3 separate regions of the Homo sapiens genome follow, and all the other regions are linked to region 1. A link is a loop called in an ENCODE intact Hi-C map of the cell type or tissue named here. Cell type or tissue: B cell. All regions are shown on one strand. Links, peaks and the distances in the headings refer to the core of each region. The heading gives the core; the rest is flanking DNA. Region 1 has its middle 74 kb from the start of CFAP144. Region 2 has its middle 45 kb from the start of SLC2A1. Region 3 overlaps C1orf50 (chromosome 1 open reading frame 50).

What was found. Peaks named below come from ENCODE experiments on the same cell type or tissue, not always from the same donor. Only the 100,000 strongest peaks of a DNase experiment are listed, where the experiment ranks them.
Region 2: it touches region 1 in a loop (31-fold over the local background); 109 of 110 quality-filtered maps call a loop at or near these places.
Region 3: a loop joins it to region 1, with 31 times the contacts of the local background. A loop is called at or near these places in 74 of 110 quality-filtered maps.

The regions. Positions count from the first base shown.
Region 1 is chr1:43,070,881-43,077,865 of GRCh38, reverse strand. No RefSeq gene overlaps it. Among named protein-coding and RNA genes, the nearest start is that of CFAP144, 74 kb to the left of the region's middle. RefSeq lists a silencer at 3,930-3,979. In B cell, for the core only: CTCF peaks have their summits at 3,869 and 4,068 (motif pointing right); DNase peaks (open chromatin) are centred at 4,055 and 4,855; H3K27ac peaks cover 1,093 bases.
Region 2 is chr1:42,910,374-42,917,358 of GRCh38, reverse strand. No RefSeq gene overlaps it. Among named protein-coding and RNA genes, the nearest start is that of SLC2A1, 45 kb to the left of the region's middle. In B cell, for the core only: CTCF peaks have their summits at 3,598 and 3,800; a DNase peak (open chromatin) is centred at 3,798.
Region 3 is chr1:42,775,187-42,781,868 of GRCh38, reverse strand. It overlaps C1orf50 (chromosome 1 open reading frame 50), which reads right to left. Exons shown (of 5, transcript NM_024097.4): 5 at 2,378-6,660. The coding sequence ends at 6,475. It overlaps TMEM269-DT (TMEM269 divergent transcript), which reads left to right. Exons shown (of 4, transcript NR_133055.2): 3 at 5,045-5,205; 4 at 5,700-6,056. Among named protein-coding and RNA genes, the nearest start is that of TMEM269-DT, 6.4 kb to the left of the region's middle. In B cell, for the core only: CTCF peaks have their summits at 3,632 and 3,833; a DNase peak (open chromatin) is centred at 3,808.

The DNA of each region.
Region 1 (6,985 bases), core at 1,231-6,230:
TGTCTATGGACTTGTTCAGTCTTTTCTTTGATTCTTTGAATTACATTCCCTTAAAAGAATTATCTCCTTTTTATCTTAAGCTATTTCTCTTGCTTTCAACAACAACAACAAACAAAAACAGAAAACAAACCAAAAAATACCCACTTTTGGCTCAGTCACTGCACTTCTGGAGTTCTCCTGTCTTAGCCCAGGTCCCTTAAAAAAGAGAACCTGAGGCAAAGTTTACATGCTAAATCTTTCTTGGAAAGTACAATCCAAGGACAATAAGAGTGAGGGGAAAAGGGAAGTCAAGCAGGGAGAAAAGAAAGCAAATACAAGATGGTGCGTCACCGAACTTCACAAGAAGGCCCAGGTAGCTACGTGCTCATGCAGAACAGCTTGCCAACAGTTTGTACTGAAAGCCACACCCTGATACACACCCTGGTGGTGTTAGGAGATGAGGCATGGTGGGTGGGGGAGGGGCGGGGGACGGGGCTCTCCATTGAACAAAAGGTGGGGGATCCTGGAGCAGGCGACATGAGCAAATCTAAGGAGGCACCTAAACTGGGTTTGACACAACCCACCCCTGGCATCACTCAGATCTGTTCATGTCCTCTTATGATATGTGGCTGTCATATCCATGTGGAAAAGGGGATACTGCTAGTCCATGGGATGCAACATTAATGCAGTTACTTAAATTATTACCTACAAATGGTTATAATCAAGGACCTATCAATGACAAGGCTAGTAATTAGTAGCTTAATCCACAATTGTCTAACGCCTAGAACTTTTTGAGCTCTAACATGACGCCACAAGAGGAGAATTTCACACCTGACCTCACATGATGGGTTGCATATATTATTTTAAATACTGTGTAAAATTACCTTAATAAGCTACTTATTACTAAGTAGCTATAGTAATAGAACATTATCATAAAAATTCCAGTGCTGCTTCTTGGTTGGCAAAGAAAGGAGGAATAAAAAATAGATTTAAAAAAGAACATTATGATAGAAATAAGGAATACAAAGACTATAGGACGGGCTGGCTTCTTCTGAGCATGTTGGAGAAATAATATGGCAAAGTCAGAGCTTTAAATTCTCAGCTGGCTACATAGGTAGAAAGCCAGAAAATATGACCAACTTGAGGGAATCCCTTATTTTTTGTAGTGCAAAGTCTAGATTTATGAAAACCAGAATCTGTTCCTGTGGTTGACTAAATTACATATAAATTAAATTCACAGCCTTGCTTTTTAAATATAAAGTTATATTGTTGATAGAAAAAGACAGATTCTGAGAATTGTAATAGGGGCATTTCGGTAGATTTAAACCCCCTTGAGCCCCCAAATTATACTAGTTCTCTTTTGCCATGAAAACCAGCCCTTCCTCTCATCTGAAGGTGTTAGCTGCCCCTTTCCAGAAGATTCTATAGTTATCTTTCTAGAGGTAATCACCTTGAAGAGGCATACTGATTCTTTTCAAAATCCATATGCATGATCCATCATTCCTTCCAGGCACATAATAATACTCAAATCACAGTAGATCCAAAGAGAAAGAAGGACTACCGGACTACAAAGTGTGACTCAAGAATAGGAACCAAATGGATGACTGAATAAAGAAAATGTGGTATATATACACAATGGAATACTATGCAGCCATAAAAAGAATGAAATTGGCCAGGCACGGTGGCTCACACCTGTAATCCCAGCACTTTGGGAGGCCGAGGCGGGCGGATTACAAGATCAGGAGATCGAGACCATCCTGGCTAACATGGTGAAACCCCATCTCTACTAAAAATACAAAAAGTTAGCCTGGCGTTGTGGTGGGCACCTGTAGTCCCAGCTACTCCGGAGGCTGAGGCAGGAGAATGGCGTGAACCCGGGAGGCGGAGCTTGCAGTGAGCCGAGATCCCACCACTGCACTCCAGCCTGGGCGACAGAGCGAGACTCTGTCTCAAATTAAAAAAAAAAAAAAAAAGAATGAAATCATGTCTTTTACAGCAAAACGGATGGAACTAGAGGCCATTATCCTAAGTGAAACAACTCCGAAACAGTCAAATAACACATGTTCTCACTTACAAGTGGGAGCTAAATAATGTGTACACATGGGCATAGAGTGTGGAATGATAGACATTGGGTGGAGGAGTGGGAGGAGGGTGGGGGATGAGAAATTACTTAATGGGTACAATGTACACTATTCAGGTGATGGATACACTAAAAGCCCAGATTTTGCCTACTCAAAATATCCATGTAACAAAACTACACTTGTACAACCTTAAATTTATACAAATTAACAAAGAATAGGGGGCCAGGCGCAGTGGCTCATGCCTGTAATCCCAGCACTTCAGGAGGCCGAGGCGGGTGGATCACCTGAGGTCAGGAGTTCGAGACCAGCTTGGCCAACATGGCGAAACCCCATCTCTACTAAAAATACAAAATTAGCTGGTGGGTGCCTGTAATCCCAGCTACTCGGGAGGTTGAGGCAGGAGAATTGCTTGAACCCAGGAGATGGAGGTTGTAGTGAGCCAAGATCGCGCCACTGCACTCCAGCCCGGGTGACAGAGCAAGATTCTATCTCAAAAAAAAAAAAAAAAAAAAAAAAGAAGAATAGATATCAAAAACACCAAAAGAACTGCAAGGTTTTGCCAGTATACATTTTGCAAGGCTATACTAGTAAAAGCCTGGGAAATATTTAGGGAAGTGGATTACAAGAGTGTTATACCAGAGAGAGAGAAAAATGTAATTTTTGATTGCACTGAATTCATTGATACAGATATGTTAGCTCAAGAAACTGATAGTGGCTATAACAGCTTACTGGGCTGGCTAACTGAAACTTGGACTTAATGGTGGCCTATATTACATTAAGGAGAAAGGCCAAAACATCCTTGGTACACTATAGAACAAGATATCCAAAGACAGAGAGCTAGGAATGTCAGTCAGTAGGGACCTCTAGAAGCAGAATGCATTTACCTGGTGGAGTTAACAATACAACTTCACTTTCTTCACTCAAAGCTATATCAACTGTCCAGCCCTCTATCAAACTCTAGCCTGCTAGGACCTAATAATTTCCCCATTTCATAGGAGATCATGCTGGCCTACTACACGATAAAATCATATTGATTGGACTAGGTGAGTATTACTTGATACCCTAGACACGCTGGTAAGACACATATATACCAGATGGTATGGAACAAATCCCAAACAAAAACTAAGGAATCTACCACCTTAGTGAAATTTCTTGCTTCCAGAGCTCTCTAGCACATCAAAATATCGTTTATAAGGTGAACATGAAAATATCCCTTGTAAGATTAAGGATAGTTGTTGCATCTGGCATCTCCCATCACAAAGAAAGAAGCATCACATTAGATTTTGGAGGCAACATGGATCTCATTTGGGCATGCCACTATGGCCTATTTACTGAGTGAGCCATAAGGGCTGCCACAATGGGGCAGTGTGGGATTCTGGAAAGTTTCCTGGTTTCAGACAGGTGGATGGCGGGGTCGGGGGAATCTTGAGCCTATTTTCTCATAAGTAAAATGAAAATAAATACCTTCCTTGGAAGGCTATGGTACTGTAAAATGAGGTAACAGGTGAAAAAGCCCTTTAAAGTACACATCTTCAGGTGTTGGCTGTACCACTCTGCCATTTGATGCTATGCCAATGACAAATTTTTTCGGCCCAGAGTAAAAATTATTCCCTAAGAATTGCCAAAAATCCTATTTTTTCTATTGAGTTGTATCATAGATACAGAAGAGCATATGAAACATTAATGGAGAGTTTAAAGAATAATTATGATGTAACACCCTTCTAACTAGCACTTGAGTCAGAAATAGAATATTGTCAAAGTGGCCACTAACCCTGCACTAGGGCACCCAGATAAGGAGCAAGTAGGGGCTGAAATATACCAAGCTTCTACCCAGAACTGTTGGGTGAAATATGCACCCACCACCACCCCCCGTCCCGACTCTAAAAGGACAAGCTGGGGTATTCTGAGCTCCTTCCTCCCACTTTTACTGTGGAGCAAGCAGATTGCTAGCTCTCCTCCCTTCCAGGACATATCACATATAGAACACCAGGGGGCGGCAACTCCCCACAGATGTTGGTACCTGGGACGACAACGGCTAAACCAAGGATGAAGCAGCTTGACTTTCTACTCTTTTTTTTCTCTTTTCCTCTTTTCCATGTCCCTCTACTGCTCTGCAGGCCTGCATCACACATCACAATGGCACAGTGCAAAGATTCATGGCTTTAGTAACAAGGAGAGCTACGTTTGAATCCCAACTCTACCACTCACTACCTTTGACCTTGAGCAAGTGACACCATCTCTCCAAGCCATGGTTTCCTTATCCGGAAACATAGAATACAAAAACAGTACCTACCCCATAGGATTGTTGGAATGATTAAGTGAGATAATGTGGGTAAACAGCAAAACATTGTCCAAATATTAGTTGTTTTTAGACATCATAATTAATCTAGGCCGGGCATGGTGGCCCAAGCCTGTAATCCTAGCATTTTGGGAGCCCAATGTGGGCGGATCACCTGAGGTCAGGAGTTCAAGACCAGCTTGGCCTACATGGTGAAACCCTGTCTCTATGAAAAATACAAAAATTAGCCAGGCGTAATGGTACATGCTTGTAATCCCAGCTACCTGGGAGGCTGAGGCAGAAGAATTGCTGGAACCCAGGAGGCAGAGACTGCAGTGAGCTGAGATCATGTCACTGCACTCCAGCCTGGGTGACAGAGCGAGACTCCGTCTCAAAAAAAATAATAATTAATCTAATTTGATTATCACCAATCCTGGCAGGCAAGGTAGGTAAACACGCTTCCCAAGTTTCAGATAAAGAAATTGACCTGCGGAATCATGATGATAATGTGGTTTCATTTCCTTTTTGTTGTTGTTGGGTTTTATTTTGAGATGGAGTTTCGCTCTGTTGCCCAGGCTGAAGTGCCGTGGTGTGATCTCAGCTCACTGCAGCCTCCGCCTCCTGGGTTCAAGTGATTATTTTGCCTCAGACTCCCGAGTAGCTGGGACTACAGACACGTGCCACCATGCCCAGCTCATTTTTGTATTTTAGAGATGGGGTTTCATCGTGTTGGCCAGGCTGGTCTTGAACTCCTGACCTAAGGTGATCCACCCACCTCAGCCTCCCAGAATACTAAGATTACAGGTGTGAGCCACCGTGCCCGGCATGGTTTCATTTTCTAAGACTCTCCCTCAACACTTTTGTCATCATGACAGCTTGCCTTGAGAGACTCATTGATAACCCTTTGGAGATATCTGGGATTCTGAGGCCCAAATACGTTATGTGTGCTGAAGGCCACATAACCAATCAGTGGACAAGTCAGAAGCCAAAGAGCCAGCTCACTGTGCTCCCAGTCCAGGGATGCAGCCACTTCGCCACCACCTCATGAATTTTGCTTGACTGCTTACTGTAGAATCCCATCTGTAAGTCTTATCTTCCTGCCTAGACTGTGAGCTAAAAGAGAAAAAAAAATTCTCAAGGAATATTTATTCTTATGGAAAAGCATTTATGCTATGTTACTAAATGAAACAAGGGATTTACAAAACACCTTGTGCAACATGATCCCAGTATGTATTTACGTATACTTGCAGAGGAAAAAAGTAGAAAGTCATGACACACAATGGTAAAAACATTTATCTCTGTGTGGTAGAATTACAGGTGATTTTTGTGTTTTTCTCTTACATTTTTGCACATGTTTCTAGGTTTCTCCCATGCACATGTTTTACTTCTATGATCAGAACTAATATCCGTGTGTGTGTGTGTGTGTGTGTATTACACTATTTCAATTGTCCATTTAGAAAATTACTACATTAAGAGTCAGAGATCTTGGGCTGCCTTCCCCCAATAATTTATCGTGACTTTGCACAAGCTTCTTAACCCTCTGAGCCTCAGTTTCTCCACTGGAAATATGAGAATATCACCCCTGTCATCCCATCCCCAGAAGGCTCCGAACCTCCCCTGTCTGGCTGCCACAAATCGTTCCCCCTTCTCCTCAGCCAAGCTGCTGAGCAGTCACAGGACACCTGCCTCTGTTTCCACTTCCCCATCCCATTAATTAATCCCTCATCTAGCCGCAGCTTGGGTTTTGTTCCCTCTTCTGCAAAGCAGATTCTACAGAGGTGGCCTCTTCAATGCCAAAGCCCATGGCCTCTGTGCTGCCTTTTCCTCCACCTCTACCTCCTCACCTGGCTGTTTCCCCAGACGGGGCTGTCTTGACTGCTCCCTCCTTGAAGCACATTCTTCCCTCACCTTCTCTGACCACTGCTTACCTTGGTTTCCTTAGCCCCTGTGGCTGCTGCTTCTCCCAAGGGTCTGGCTCAAAAGGGGTTCCCTGGGTTGCAGGGCACCTTTCCTCTCTCTTAGGCTGGTGCATGACCTCACCCAAACCAGCAACTTCCAGCACCACGAGCAATGAGTGACCTGAGCTTCCCAAATCTCTCCCGGGCCCCACCCCACTACCCTCAGGCTGTCAGAAGCTGAGCCCCATCTCTCCCCAGTCTCCTCCCCATCCCACCAATCCTCCTCTGAAAATGGTTTTTCAGGTGCTGGTCACCCAGGAACAAACTCAAGGCCACTCAGTGGAGGGGGTTCTGCCCACCTTCCTGCAGCCCTGCTGAGGACTCCAGCCAGTTAACCCAGGGGACAGCGTCATGGACCTCAGCGTGGCATCTCATCCACATGATTCTCGTGGACTCCCCACTGGTGTCCCTGTCCTCTCTCTGTCCCTCTGGGCTAGCCTTAAATACAGGCCTCACCACCAGGAGCATCACAGCTATTACTGAGCACTGACCAGTGTCAGGCATTGAGGGCTTTGCCTGTATTCTCCTTTATTCCTCAAGACAAACATGGAAGGGAAATACTATCATTATCTCCATTTCTTTTTTTTTTTTTCTTAATAGAGACAAGGCCTCACTACATTGTCCAGGCTGGTCTCAAACTCCTGGACTCAAGCTATTGTCCTGTCTCGGCCTCCCAAAGTGCTGGGATT
Region 2 (6,985 bases), core at 909-5,908, 160 kb after region 1:
GCGGGAACTGGGGCTGCCCACAGCACTAGCGGGCCAGCGTGAGTTCCGGGTGGGTGTGGGCTCTGAGCCCCGCAGTCAGAGTGGCCGGCTGGCGCCGCTGGCTTAGGGCAGTGAGGGGCTTAGCACCCGGGCCAGCAGCTGCGGAGGGGGCGCCGGGTCCCCCAGCACTGCCGGCCTGGGCCACACTCGAATTCTCACCAGGCCTCAGCTGCCTCTCTGCAGGGCAGGGTTCAGGACCTGCAGCCCACCATGCCCAAGCCCTGTGGCGGTGGGCTCCCACGCAGCCCCAGCCTCCCCGACGGGTGCCGCCCCCTGCTCCGCAGTGCCCAGTCCCATCAACTGTGCAAGGACTGAGGCATGCAGGTGCATGGCACGGGACTGGCAGGCATCTCCGCACCCAGCCCTGGAGCGGGATCCACTCCGCGAAGCCAGCTGTGCTCCTGAGTTGGATGGGGACTTGGAGAACTTTTATGTCTAGCCAGAGGATTGTATATGCACCAGTCAGCACTCTGTCTCAAGTTCAGGGCTCGTGGATGCACCAATCAGCACTCTGTATCTAGCTAATCTGGTGGGGACTTTGAGAAACTGTATGTCTAGCTGAAGGATTGTAAATACACCAATCAGCACTCTGTGTCTAGCTCAAGGTTTGTAAATGCACCAATCAGTGCTCTGTGTCTAGTTCATCTGGTGGGGTTTTGGAGAATTTTTACCTCTAGCTAGAGAATTGTAAATACACCAATCAGCACTCTGTGTCTAGCTCAGGGATTGTAAATGCACCAATCAGCTCCCTGTCAAAATGGACCAATCAGCTCTCTGTAAAACAGACCAATCAGCTCTCTGTAAAATGGACCAATCAGCTCTCTGTAAAATGGGCCAATCAGCAGGATGTGGGTGGGGTCAGATAAGGGAATAAAAGCAGGCTGCCGGAGCTAGCAGTGGCAATGTGCTTGGCTGCTCTTCTGTGGTGTGGAGGGTTTGTTCGTTTGCTCTTTGCAATAAATTTTGGTGCTGCCCACTGTTTTGGTCCCCATTGCCTTTATGAGCTGTAGCACCGTGAAGGTCTGCAGCTTCACTCCTGAAGCCAGCAAGACCACAAACCCACCAGAAGGAGGAAACTCTGAACACGTCTGAACATCAGAAGAAATCAACTCTGGACACACAACATTTGAGAACTGTTAACAGTCACCGCGAGGGTTCGCAGCTTCATTCTTGAAGTCAGTGAGACCAAGAGCCCACCAATTTCAGACACAATAGTAGTTTTAAATTCCGATTAGGGGAATTCCAACATCCCTGCTATGTCTGTGTCTGCTTCTGATGGTTGCACTATTTGTTCAAGCTGTGGTTTTTTTTCTTTTAATGTGCCTTCTAATTTTTTTGTTGGAAAAAAATGAGCAGTTTTGTACTGGGTAAATGGAACTGTGGTAAATAGGCCTTTAGAGCCTGGGGAACAGAGTGAGACCTATCTCTAAACAAACAAACAACAACAAAACCTTAACTAAGCATGTCTGTAGTCCCAGCTATTTGGGAGGCTCAGGCAGAAGGAGCACTTGAGCCTAGGAATTTGAGGCTACAGTGAGCTATAATTGAGCCACTGCACACCAGCTTGGGCGACAGAGTGAGACTCCGTCTTGGGGGAAAAAAAAAGATATAGATCTTTAGTAATGTAGAAGTGCGGTGTTGCAGGAGGGAGAAGTGTTCTACAGTTCTATTATTAGGTCTCAGTTTTTTGGTGAGGCTTTGGGTCTAGGCTGTGAACTTCACCAGTGCTTCTCAGCTTTTGTTTTTTCCCCTTAGGTGGGGGCAAAACCACTAGAGGAGACTGAAGTTGGGTATCTCCCTTCTCCTACAGGGAAGCTTAGAGGAAGCTGGAGTTGGTATTTCCTTTCCCCCAGGTGGGAGGCTGCAGACTGCTGGAGTTGGGTATTTCCCTTCCCTGGGGTAGGTTAGGCTCTGGCAAAATTCTTTCTCCTGAGGGTAGACCTTTTTAAAAACAACAGAATGCTTTGGCATACTGCAAAATGGTTTATTTCCCCTCCCTCTGCTAGAAGCATGAAGGGATTTTTCTCTGAGATTTACTGTGAGGATCTGGTAGAGCTCTGAGAGGTAAAAATCACAAAAGTGTTGGGGCATCTCCATAACTCAGTACCCCTGGAATGTTTTTTTTCTTTTGAGACAGGGTCTTGCTCTGTCACCCAGACTGGAGTGCAGTGACATGCTCATGGCTCACTGCAGCCTCAACCCCTTTGGGCTCAAGCGATTCTCCTGCCTTAGCCTCCTGAGGAGCTGCGACTAGTGGAGTGCACTACCAAACCCAGCTAATTTTTAAAGTTTTTAAAGAGACGGGGTCTTGCCATGTTGCCTAGCCTGGTCTTAAACTGTTGAGCTCAAGCAATCCTCCCACCTCAGCCTCCCAAAGTGTTGGGATTACAGGTGTGAGCCACCATGCCTGGCCCCTGGTGGAATTTTTAACTCTCTGAGTTGTCCACACTGTTTCTCCAAAAATTGGGGCAGTTACAGTTTAGGTTTTCCTATTCCTGTTTTCAAACCTCCTGTAGAGGCTTCTGCTCATCTGTTGCATTTCCAGTAACTTGTGACTGCCTGTATTTCCTGTCTCTCCAATTTTGGCGGCAGCAATCTGCCTAGTGGTCTCATTCCTCTAACAAATCTAAGAAGAGTTGTTCAGCTTTTGTTTGGTTTTGTTATTGTTGCTCAGCCTTTTAACCTGTTTAGATGGAGTGTTACCTTCTAAGCTCCTTACATGCTGGACCGGAAACCAAATTTCTGTCCTTCGTTTCTGAAGGACAGTTTTCCTGAATACTATTCTTGCTTGGCAGGTTTTCTTTCAGTGCTCTGAATATATCATCCCACTCCCTTCTGTCCTGTAAGGTTTCTGCTGAGAAATCTGCTGATAATTTTATAAGAGCTCCCTTGTGCTTGATGAGTCACTTTACTCTTGCTGCCTTCAGAGTCTCTCTTTGACTTTTGACAGTTTATTATGTGTCTCAGGGATGGCTTCTTTGGATCATATATTGTATCCCATAAGTCCCTTAGGCTTTCTTAACTTTTCTTCATCTTTTCTTTTGTTTCCCCTGACTCAGTAATTTCAAATAACCTGTCTCAAATTTCCTGATTGTTTCTTCTGCTCAATTAGATCTGTTATGATCCCTTCTAGTGAATTGTTCAATTCAGTTATTGTTTTTTTCAACTCCAGAATTTCCATTTGGTCTTTTTCTTAACAGATTCTTTTTTTTCTTTTTAGAGACAGGGTCTCACTCTATTGCCCAGGCTGGTCTCAAACACCTGGGCTCATGTAATCCTCCTGCCTCAGCCTCCCAGAGTGCTGGAATTTCAGGCCTGAGCCACTGCACCCGGCCTCTGCGTCTTTGTTGGTATTCTGGTTTTTATGGGTCACTTCCTGGTTTCATTTGTGTATCTGATTCTCTTGTAGCCCACTGAGCCTCTTTAAGATGATTATTTTGAATTCGTTGTCAGGTAATTCATAGATCTCTGTTTCTTTAGGGTTCCATTTCTGATACATAGTTGGTCCTCTGGACCATGTTTCCCACTATCATCATATGTCTTGTTATTTTTTGCAAGAGTTTGTGGATTTGAAAAAATGACCATGTCTTCCAGTTTTAATGGATTGGCTTCATAAAGGGGAAAACCTTAAACATTCAGCTCAACTAACAGTTTGGGGGAGTGGTCTCTCAAACCTTTTCTGGAGATACGTATTCTTGGGCTTGTGCCTGTGATTTCCCAATTCGAGAGGTTTGCTGGTGTCTTTTCAGAAGCTTGTGGTCTCTTGCTCTCTCTGGTGTCTGTCTACAGTACTGCAAGTTCTCAGGGTCTACAACAAGCTGTTGATGTCTCTTGTTCTCAGCAGTCCCCAGGGGATGTGTATGTATGTATGTATATATATATATGTGTGTGTGTGTGTGTGTGTGTGTATGTGTATATATGTGTATATATATGTGTATATATGTATATATATGTGTATATATGTATATATGTGTATATATGTGTATATATACACATATACATATACACATATATGTATATATATACGTGTGTGTATATATATATATATATATAATTTTTTTTTTAACTTTATCAGCACTCAGTGTCAGGCAAGACAGAAACCGGTCCCTCAGGGAGCCCCCTGAAAAGCCTGAATGTTGGACGCACATTCTACTCTTCTGTTTCACTCTCAAGGTAGAAGCTTCAAGTTGGGCATTTACTCCTGAAAGCACCAAGCTGTACTGGCTTTGGGAAAGGGCTATTGTAGGTTAAATGAAAATGTTTCTTCTTACCCATTTTAATATAGCTGTTCTTGACTTTGAACTTGCCTCAGGCACTAGTTTCTAGAATTCTCATAAAAGCTTTTTGGACCATATATTAAGTCAGTGTCTATGGAGGAACAAGGTCTGAGATGTCCTATTATGCTGTATTACTGATGTTACTCCTCTCAGGAAGATTAGTTTTTGAAAAGAGTACATGCAGAAAGTAAAGATCGGGATTTGGACATCGATTCCCTTAAAGCTAAATATGTTCACATATTCCTTGGAAATTTTTTTGGACATCCACAGGTATGAATACCCAGTTTGAAGATAACCTTTTTGGAGGATTCAAATTAGTATTCTTTTGGCTGCCTTTGGGATTTTGTTTCCTAAGTCTGCCTTGAATGTGCTCTCAAAATACCTACTTCCTATACTGGATCTCTTCCACCCCCAAGCTGGGCACCTGGGTCAGAGGATGTGTCTGGCAGGCTTTGAATGGTATAATGGTTAATTTTATGTGTCAACTTGACTGGGTTAAGGAAGACCCAAATGGCTAGTAAAACATTATTTCTGGGTATGTTTTTAGAGTATTCCCAGAGATTAGCATTTGGGTCAGCGTACTGAGTAAAAATGATTCACCCACCCTAGTGTTAGCAGGTCTTATCCAACTCATTGAGGGCCCATCTGAATGGAATAAAAAGGTAGAGGAGGGGGGAATTCTCTCTCTCTCTCTTTAGCTGGGACATCCATTTCCTTCCTTTGGACATTGGAGCTCCTGATTCTTAGGCCTTCAGACTTCAGGAGTCAGAGCAGCAGCCACCTGGGTCTCAGGCCCCCAGCCTTGGATTGGGAGTTATATCATTGGCTCCCCTGTTTCTCAGGCTTTCAAATTCACACTGAATTTCACTACCATATTTCCTGTTTCTCCAGTGTGCAGGCAGTATATCATGGGACGGACTTCTTGGCCTCTACAATCACTTGAACCAATTCTTATAATATATCTGCCCTTAATATCTGTATAAATATCTTATTGGTTCTGGTTTTTTCGAGAACCCTGACTAATGCAGATTTCGATACTGAGAGTGGTTCTAGAGCAACAGAATTTTAAGGATGAGTTTGCTGAATTGGTTTTGGGGCTTATGGAATTGGCTCTTCAATCATCTTAGATTTCAAGATGCTAAGGACTCTATAGTAGTCTATTGCATGAACTATTTATAAAGATATGCATTAGATGCTCCTAGTTTACCAAATATAAGAAGTAAAAACCTAAGTAACTCTGTATATGATACTTTCAAACGTTTTTGGAAAACCAAGGAATATAATGCCATTGGTTGGTTGCTCCTAATGTCACTGAACAAAATGGTGAAAGAGGAGGATGAGCTCAGAGATTCAAATTACCAGCTTGAGCTTCAAATAAATGATCTAAGAGCTTCTACATGTGCCCTGAGGGAGAGCCTTATCTCCTAAAACCTCAGTACTGAAATTGCTGCAAATGAAACAGAAGATTTCATCTTGTAATTGGCTGAATTACAATGCAAATTGAACACGCAGCCTTACTACAGGGTGTAAGTAGGCAGCCTTACACCCTGCCTACTGTTGAAGTGAGGGTATTCATTGGGAAATAATGTCCCATCCAATATATTAGGATGGGGACTTAGGGGAAGACCCTAATGAAGCTGAGGACATTGAGTCTTAAATCCTGATAAGTCTCTTTTGCTAGTGGAAGAGTTCTTTCCACCCCCAGAAAAAGTTGCCTGCCTACTCTCAACAGAAGTGGCTTCCCCAACCCCAGCAAAAGTGGCTTCCTTACTCCCAACAAAAATGACCTCCCCCACTGCAGTGGTACTGGCTTTTCTACCTCTGCCCAATGGGATTAATCCTAAATTGCCTGAGGGATGGTAGTGGCCTCCACTAAAGCAGTTGCTAAGCAAGATAATGTTGATTCTTCTCAGGACTCATCCCCACCTCTCCTCTTTCTTCTACACCCCTAACTAGACTCAAGTCCCAGCAGGCCCTTAAAGTGATTTATGGCTCATGAGAAGATATGTTATATTCCAAAAGAATTATTTGAGTTTTCTTCTTATATAAGCATAAATTTAGGGAATGTGTGGGAATGGATATTAAAAGTATATAATAATGGCAGAAGGAACATAAAGTTGGATGGCCTAATTTATTATTTTCCAATCCTGCTCCTTCTTTACAGGCCTAATTTATTGATATGGACCCACTAAGCAGAGATTCTGCATTTAATGTTGCCTCTTGGGGAAGTTAGGGCTCTAATCATTTGTTTTTTGGCTGAAACATGGATCAAAAGGTGGCCCATGATGAGCGAGTTGGAAATGCCCGATCTCTCTGGTTTAATGTAGAGGAAGGGGTTCAAAGGCTTGGGAAAATTTGAATGTTACAATGGATTTGTCATTTAAGACCTACTAACCCATACAAAGAGAGTCCAGAAGTCATATCTTGCACAATACTTTCAGAAATAAATTTATGAGGGTGTAGTCCCAGCACTTTGGAAGACCAAGGCGGGCAGATCAGTTGAGGTCAGGAGTTTGAGACCAGCTGGGCTAACATGGTGAAATCCCATCTCTACTGAAAGTAAATACACAAAAAAATTAGCTGGGTGTGGTGGCGGACACCTGTAATCCCAGCTACTCAGGAGGTTGAGGCAGAAGAATCACTTGAACCCAGGAGGTAGAGGTTGCAGT
Region 3 (6,682 bases), core at 1,683-6,682, 300 kb after region 1:
GAGAAGGGTTGGTATTTCTGATAGGGTAATCAGGGAAGTGGTATTTCAGCAGGGACCTAAAGGATGAGAAGACACAAACCTGCAAAGACCCTGGAGGCAATGCTCCAAGCAGATGAGACAGCAAATGTAAATGAGCGGCAATGAGCTTGGTGTGTGGGAAGAACAGCAAGGTCAGCAAAGCAGGAACATGCTGAGTCCTGAGAGTGGCAGATCACATAGAATCTAGGGAAGAAATGAGAAATTCTGGGATTTTTTTTTTTAACAGAAGTGTTGTGATCTGGCTTGTAGTTTGTTTGTTTGTTTTGAGACGGAGTCTCGCTCTGTGGCCCAGGCTGGAGTGCAGTGGCACGATCTCTGCTCACTGTAAGCTCCGCCTCCCGGGTTCACGCCATTCTCCTCCCTCAGCCTCCCGAGTAGCTGGGACTACAGGCACCCGCCACCACGCCCAGCTAATTTTCTGTATTTTTAGTAGAGACGGGGTTTCACCGTGTTAGCCAGGATGGTCTCGATCTCCTGACCTCGTGATCCGCCCGCTTCACCCTCCCAAAGTGCTGGGATTACAGGCATGAGCCACCGTGCCTGGCCTTGTAGTTTTAAAAGATGCTGCTGACAGCCTCTGTGGAAGCAGGGAGGCAAGTTAGGAGATCACTGCATTGTCCAGGCTGAACATGTTGGTGGCTTGGACTAAGGGGGAAAGGGGTGAGGTGAAGAGAAGCAGTCACATTTGGGATACATTTTGAAGGCAGAGCTGGGACTTGCTGACTGGTATGGGGAGAACAAGAGAAATCAAGAATGACTTAGGTCATTCTTGTTGTGGCTGCCACAACAGTGTGAGACAGGTGCTGATGGAAAGAGAGAGGCCTGGTGGTGAAACAGGTTTTGGGGATGAACTCAAGAGTTTAGATTTGGACACGTTAAATTTGTAATGACTACAAGTCAAGTAGAGATATCAAATAAGGCTGTTGGACAAACAAGTGTGCATGAAACTTGGGGACTGATGAGGGCTGGAGATATGTATGCGAGTCAGCAGCGCGTGGACAGCATTTAAAGCCTGGGGAATGGATTAGACCACTTAGCAGAGATAAAGAGGAGGGGGCCATAGACTTGGCCTCAGAATGTAGATGTCAGGAAGAGGAGGAGCAGGACACAGAAAAGGTACAGTCAGTGAAGTAGAGAAAAGCAGTAGATGATAATATTACAAATCAAAATGAAGAAAAAAGCTTTCAAGTACAGACTGCTCCACTGAATCAAATGCTGTTTAAGACTACAGAAATGAAATTTTTCCAGGCACATTGTAGCTCCTTCCTCCCAAGCTCCAGCTCCTTAAAGGAACAAATGAACCCTATCTTCTGATGGGGGTTCTATATCCAGGCTTTAATGCCAGAGATATGAGCTCAATTGTTTATAGGTTGTATGACCTTAAATAAGTTACTTCTCTATACCTTGATATACATCCTCTACATACCTATCACTAAATGCTCAAGTGAACTACTCCAATAGTATCTCATATAAACATCTTATTCTGCTTGAGGCCAGGAATTTGGGACTAGCCTGGGCAACATGGTGAGTCTTCATCTCTACAAAAAAAAAAATGTTTAATTAGCTGGACATGTTGGTGTATATCTGTAGTCCTGGCTACTTGGGAGGCTAAGGCAGGAGGATCGCTTGAGCCCAGGAGTTCAAGGCTGCAGTGGGCTATGACTGAGCTACTGCTCTCCAGCCTGAGTAACACAGTGAGACTGTCTCAAAAAAACAAACAAACAAAAAAAAACTTACTTTATCACTTTTGTGATTTAACTTCTTTATAGCTCTATACTGAGATCTTTTACGACTGTCTTAATTGGCCCAAACAGGATTAAGGTTATGGTCAGACTCAAACAGGACTGTGTCTGAATCTGACCTCTACCACTTCCCATCTGTATAACCACGGGCCAGTTTCAGAATCTCTGAGATGTTCCTGCTGTGTAACATAAGAATACTATATACCTCATTGATGGTGGGTTGTGTGAAGATTAAAAGAGATAATGGATACACTTAGCAGAATAAAGGCTCATAAGACAGTAGTTATCATCTTTGTATCTGTAACACTAATACTCTTCATGTTTGTGGACTGATAACTTGAGAAAGTAAGATACAAGCCAGCTCTCCTTTCCTCCTTCCAGAGCACTAGGGTAGAGAAAGGGAGCTACAGTCAGCTGTTACTCACACCCAGTAATTTGGTAAGGGCCAACAAGGTAGATTATCAATATCACAGAGTATCACTGATTATTCTGGAAAATAACAGGGATATCCTCCTCCTCCTGAAAATTTTGTTGAGGGGATCCCCACTATTCAATGCAGACACTCAAGCCAGAAATTCAAGCATCATCTAAGAGTCTTTCCTCTAATCCCTCTGACATTTTATTAACAAGATGGCAATCGATTGTACTTTCAATGTGCCATGCTTCATCAAATGTAAGATGCTATGTTATGATTCTTTTTTTTTTTTTTTTGAGATGGAGTCTTGCTCTGTTGCCCAAGTTGGAGTGCAGTGGTGCAATCTCGGCTCACTGCAAGCTTCGCCTCCCAGGTTCACGACATTCTCCTGCCTCAGCCTCCCGAGTAGCTGGGATTACAGGCGCCCGCCACCACGCCCGGCTAATTTTTTGTATTTTTAGTAGAGACAGGATTTCACTATGTTAGCCAGAATGGTCTCAATCTCCTGACCTCGTGATCCGCCCGCCTCAGCCGCCCAAAGTGCTGGGATTACAGGCGTGAGCCACTGCGCCCAGCTTGTTATGATTCTTTTATGTAGCTCTAAGAAAGAAAAAATGCCACTTAAACTGTGACATGCCATTGACTTTTAGAAGTGTCCAAGTTTGACAGACACCAAAATGTGGGGGGGGGGGGGGGGGAAGTACACCTTGTAATTGGTGAAATACAGGCCCTCTCATTCTACTACTGCTTAATTCAGACTCCCATCATCCCTTGCCTTGATTAGGGATGGAATCTCCTGTCTTCCCTCTACCCAAACTCTGCTGCCAATATTACCAGCCTCCCCAAATCCTTCCATTAGTTCTTCTCTCATATTCCCCAGTCCATATTCTCCTGTTTAACTGGCTGCGATTCCCCAAATGTCGTGTCAATTCTGGTCAATGTCCCTTCCATGTTATTTTTTGTCTGGAATGTTTTTTCCTCCCTGTCTTCAACTATCTCCTAGCTTTTAAACACAAGGATTTTCTAGCCAGGACATATCTCACTCCACCCCTCCTCATTGCCAGGACTGCTTTGGTTGATATGGCTTAAATGGTTGTCACTTTCTTCATTCACAAATAAACTCCATCCAAAAATGAACCCTACCCCAACCCCCAAAAGACAAACTTCCTATGAAAGGGCAATTGGAGCCTCCAGAAAGTTCTAACTTGTATGGTTTTCAACACCAAGCAGGCATCAGCTCCTCCAAGTGTCTTCCCAAATTCTCCAAGCTCAGTAAGGAACCCCTCCCCGGAGCTCCATAGTATTCCATGCGTACCTCTATCACACCCCTTCTTAGAGCATCTTGTAATTGTTAACTTGTTTCCTTCCCTACTATACTGTGAGCTCCCTGGAAATTGTGATTTCTTATTCAGCTCCATTATTCACCAGAACCTGGAACCTAGAAGGCACTTAACACTAATGAAATTATCAGGTGAACAGATGGATGGGTAAATGAAAAGTGATTACTGTATATAATCACTGGGTCCTAGTTTCCCATTCTGAGGTGCCCCAAATCACCTCACATTGCCACTAGCCCTTCCCAAGTGTGGTAACTGGCTTAACCAGGAAAGAGCAATGACACCCCTTGGTGGTCAGTGCAGGGAGTACATCTTACTGAACAGAAGGCAGTTTCTCTCTTTTCAATCACTACTCTCCCACTCTTTAGGTTAGGAAATGTCAAGAGTGAGGGAGATTTGGCATTTTCAAATGATCAAGCTGATGACTGCATGCAGAATGGATTGGAGAGGGGACAGAGGGGGAAGCAGGGATGCCAGCTGGGAGGCTGTCTTGTCAGAGTTGACAGTCAAGTGCAGATCTGTGACTTTGACATCATCACACTTAACCACTTAGTAATATTGCCTTTTTTACCTAGAATTTTCCTTTCTTCTTCTCAACTGAGCACTGTGGCAGATAGATTCTAGGATCTGTTCAATGATTCAATGATGTCTGCCTTCTGGTATACATGCCTTTGTATAACTCCCTCCCTTGAATATGGGCTAGCCTAGTGACTTGCTTCCAACCAAAAGATTACGGCAAAGGTGATGAAATGTCACTTCTGTGATCAGACTACATGAGACTGTAACTTCCATCTGGCTAGCAGACTCTAATCCTTGTTTACTTTGCTTAAGAAAGCTGCCATGTTATAGAGGCTCGTGTGGCAAGGAAGTGAGGGCAACCTCCAGCCAACAGTCAGCTAGTGGAACCCCGGAAGCCAGCAACCCTTGTGGAATTGAAATTCTGCCAACAGGCCAGGTATGGTGGCTCAAACGCCAGCACTGTGGGAGGCTGAGGCAGGTGGATCATGAGGTCAAGAGATAGAGACCCTCCTGGCCAACATGGTGAAACCCTGTCTCTACTAAAAATAAAAAAATTAGCTGGGCATGGTGGCGTGCGCCTGTAATCTCAGCTACTGAGGAGGCTGAGGCAGGAGAATCACTTGAACCAGGAGGCGGAGGTTGCGGTAAGCTGAGATTGAGCCACTGTACTCAGGCCTGGCAATACAGCGAGACTCTGTCTCAAAAAAAAAGAAAGGAAAGAAAAGAAATTCTGCTAACAATTTAAGTGAGCTTGGAAGCAGATCCTTCCCCACTCAGGCCTTCAGATAAGAACAGCCCTGACCAATAACTTGATTTCAGCCTTCCAGGGTTTCAGAGAAACTGTGAAGCAGAGGACTCAATGAAATGGTGCCTGAACTCCTAACCTGTAAGCTCTGAAATAAATAGGTGTTGCTTTAAACCATTAAGTTTGCAGTAATTTGTTTATCTGTAACTAATAAAGCACCTATTCAAAATGTGTCATCATCATGCAGGTCAGAACCTTCTGAAAACCTGGGAAACTTTCTGTAGTCAGAATCCACTACTCTACCACTAATGTCTCTTCCATCCGGCTCTGCAGCACCTGAGCAAAAGACCTCTGCAGCTGAGTCCAAAGAGCATTCCCATGTGAACCGAGCAACCAAGTATCATCGGAGTGAGTTTGTTAGATTCTAGCCCCATCCTGTGCTAGGCCTTAGGTAGACCTCTTACAGCTCACAAGAAATGCAGTTTATGAGGAAAGACCATGAATCGGGGGGCGGCCCGGGGAGGGTATTACCAAACAGATCAGCATCAGGAACATCATTCCCAGAGAGAAATTTGGCCAATTGTCAGTTCAAGTACACATCTCTCCCTCCTTTTACAGCATATTGCAATAGATTATAGCCATGCGAAATAATCCATAAACTTAGCTAATTCCACCAAACAGATAGGAAAGAAGGTAGAGTCCTACAAGAGCCTAGTCAGAATAAGAACTACAGTAATTTTGCCAAAACCCTGTTAAGTTCTTGAATAATTCTGGTCAAAATGGATTTCAATCTGAGTTAACTCACAGTCAACAATTTGGCTGTTTTTCTTGCTTCTCACTCTACTGCCTTACTCTCTTCCACAGTGTTAAGTAGCCATTTAAATGGGTTTGTTCTGCTGCAGGTGGCTGAGCCTGGGATTTCCAACTTGGGAGACTACACAGTGGACTCTATAATGATTAGTGGCAGCATCCAATGTCTCTTCCAAGTCTAAAATTTGTGAGTTTCAAAGTTGACTCTCCCCAAACCTGGCCTTTGCTGCCTCAGATTCTGTCACTCTAGCAAGGCAGAGAGAGCAAAAGGGGCAAGACAAACCTCATCAACAGCACAGAAATCCCAGAATCACACACTCTCTGGTCCAGCCAAGCCAAGTGTTTTTTTTTTTGTTGTTGTTGTTGTTTTTTAAATCACCCTCCATTACTCAACATTCTCGTTCCCAGATGAATTTTAAACTGGAGTTGCACCAACTGTGAGACAGCCTCAACCCCAATGTTAAATACTACCAGTTATATATATATATATATATATATAAAAGACTGAAAACAGTTCTCTCTGGAAAACGATCCACCAACCTTTTTATGGGAAGAAGGTCTTCTCTAACACTTTAACTTAAGGGAAGAAGTGATGGAGAGGAAGAAGGAAAGTACACTGGCCAATACTCTGAAACTGACTGACTTGGGTATCTGTGGTCCAAAGAGGATCCCGAAAGACAGTGACTCTGTCTCAATGATTATTCCCATCCCAATTAAAAGTCATAATGACAGCATTTACATTCACACAGGGTCTCTTTCCAAGAAGTTTGTGAGTCACCTACATGTCTTCAATTCTCAAGGCAACAGTGGGGGCAACAAGGAGGTTGACAGCCAGGTCCTGTGAGAGCTGTTTGTCAAAGCCCACTCTCAGTGAGTCAGTCCCTGGAAGTTGGGTTCAGTGCACGGAGGCAGGGCCACTGACTGGCTTAGCAACGTGTCCATCATGCTGATTTTAGCATCTTGCTTCTCAATGTCCTCATACGGAGTCCAGGACAAGTCATGCTGTAGTTTGTAGGCACCAAGGAAGTCATGTGGACAACTTGTCCCCCATTCCTAGAGAAGGCAAAGGAGGCAG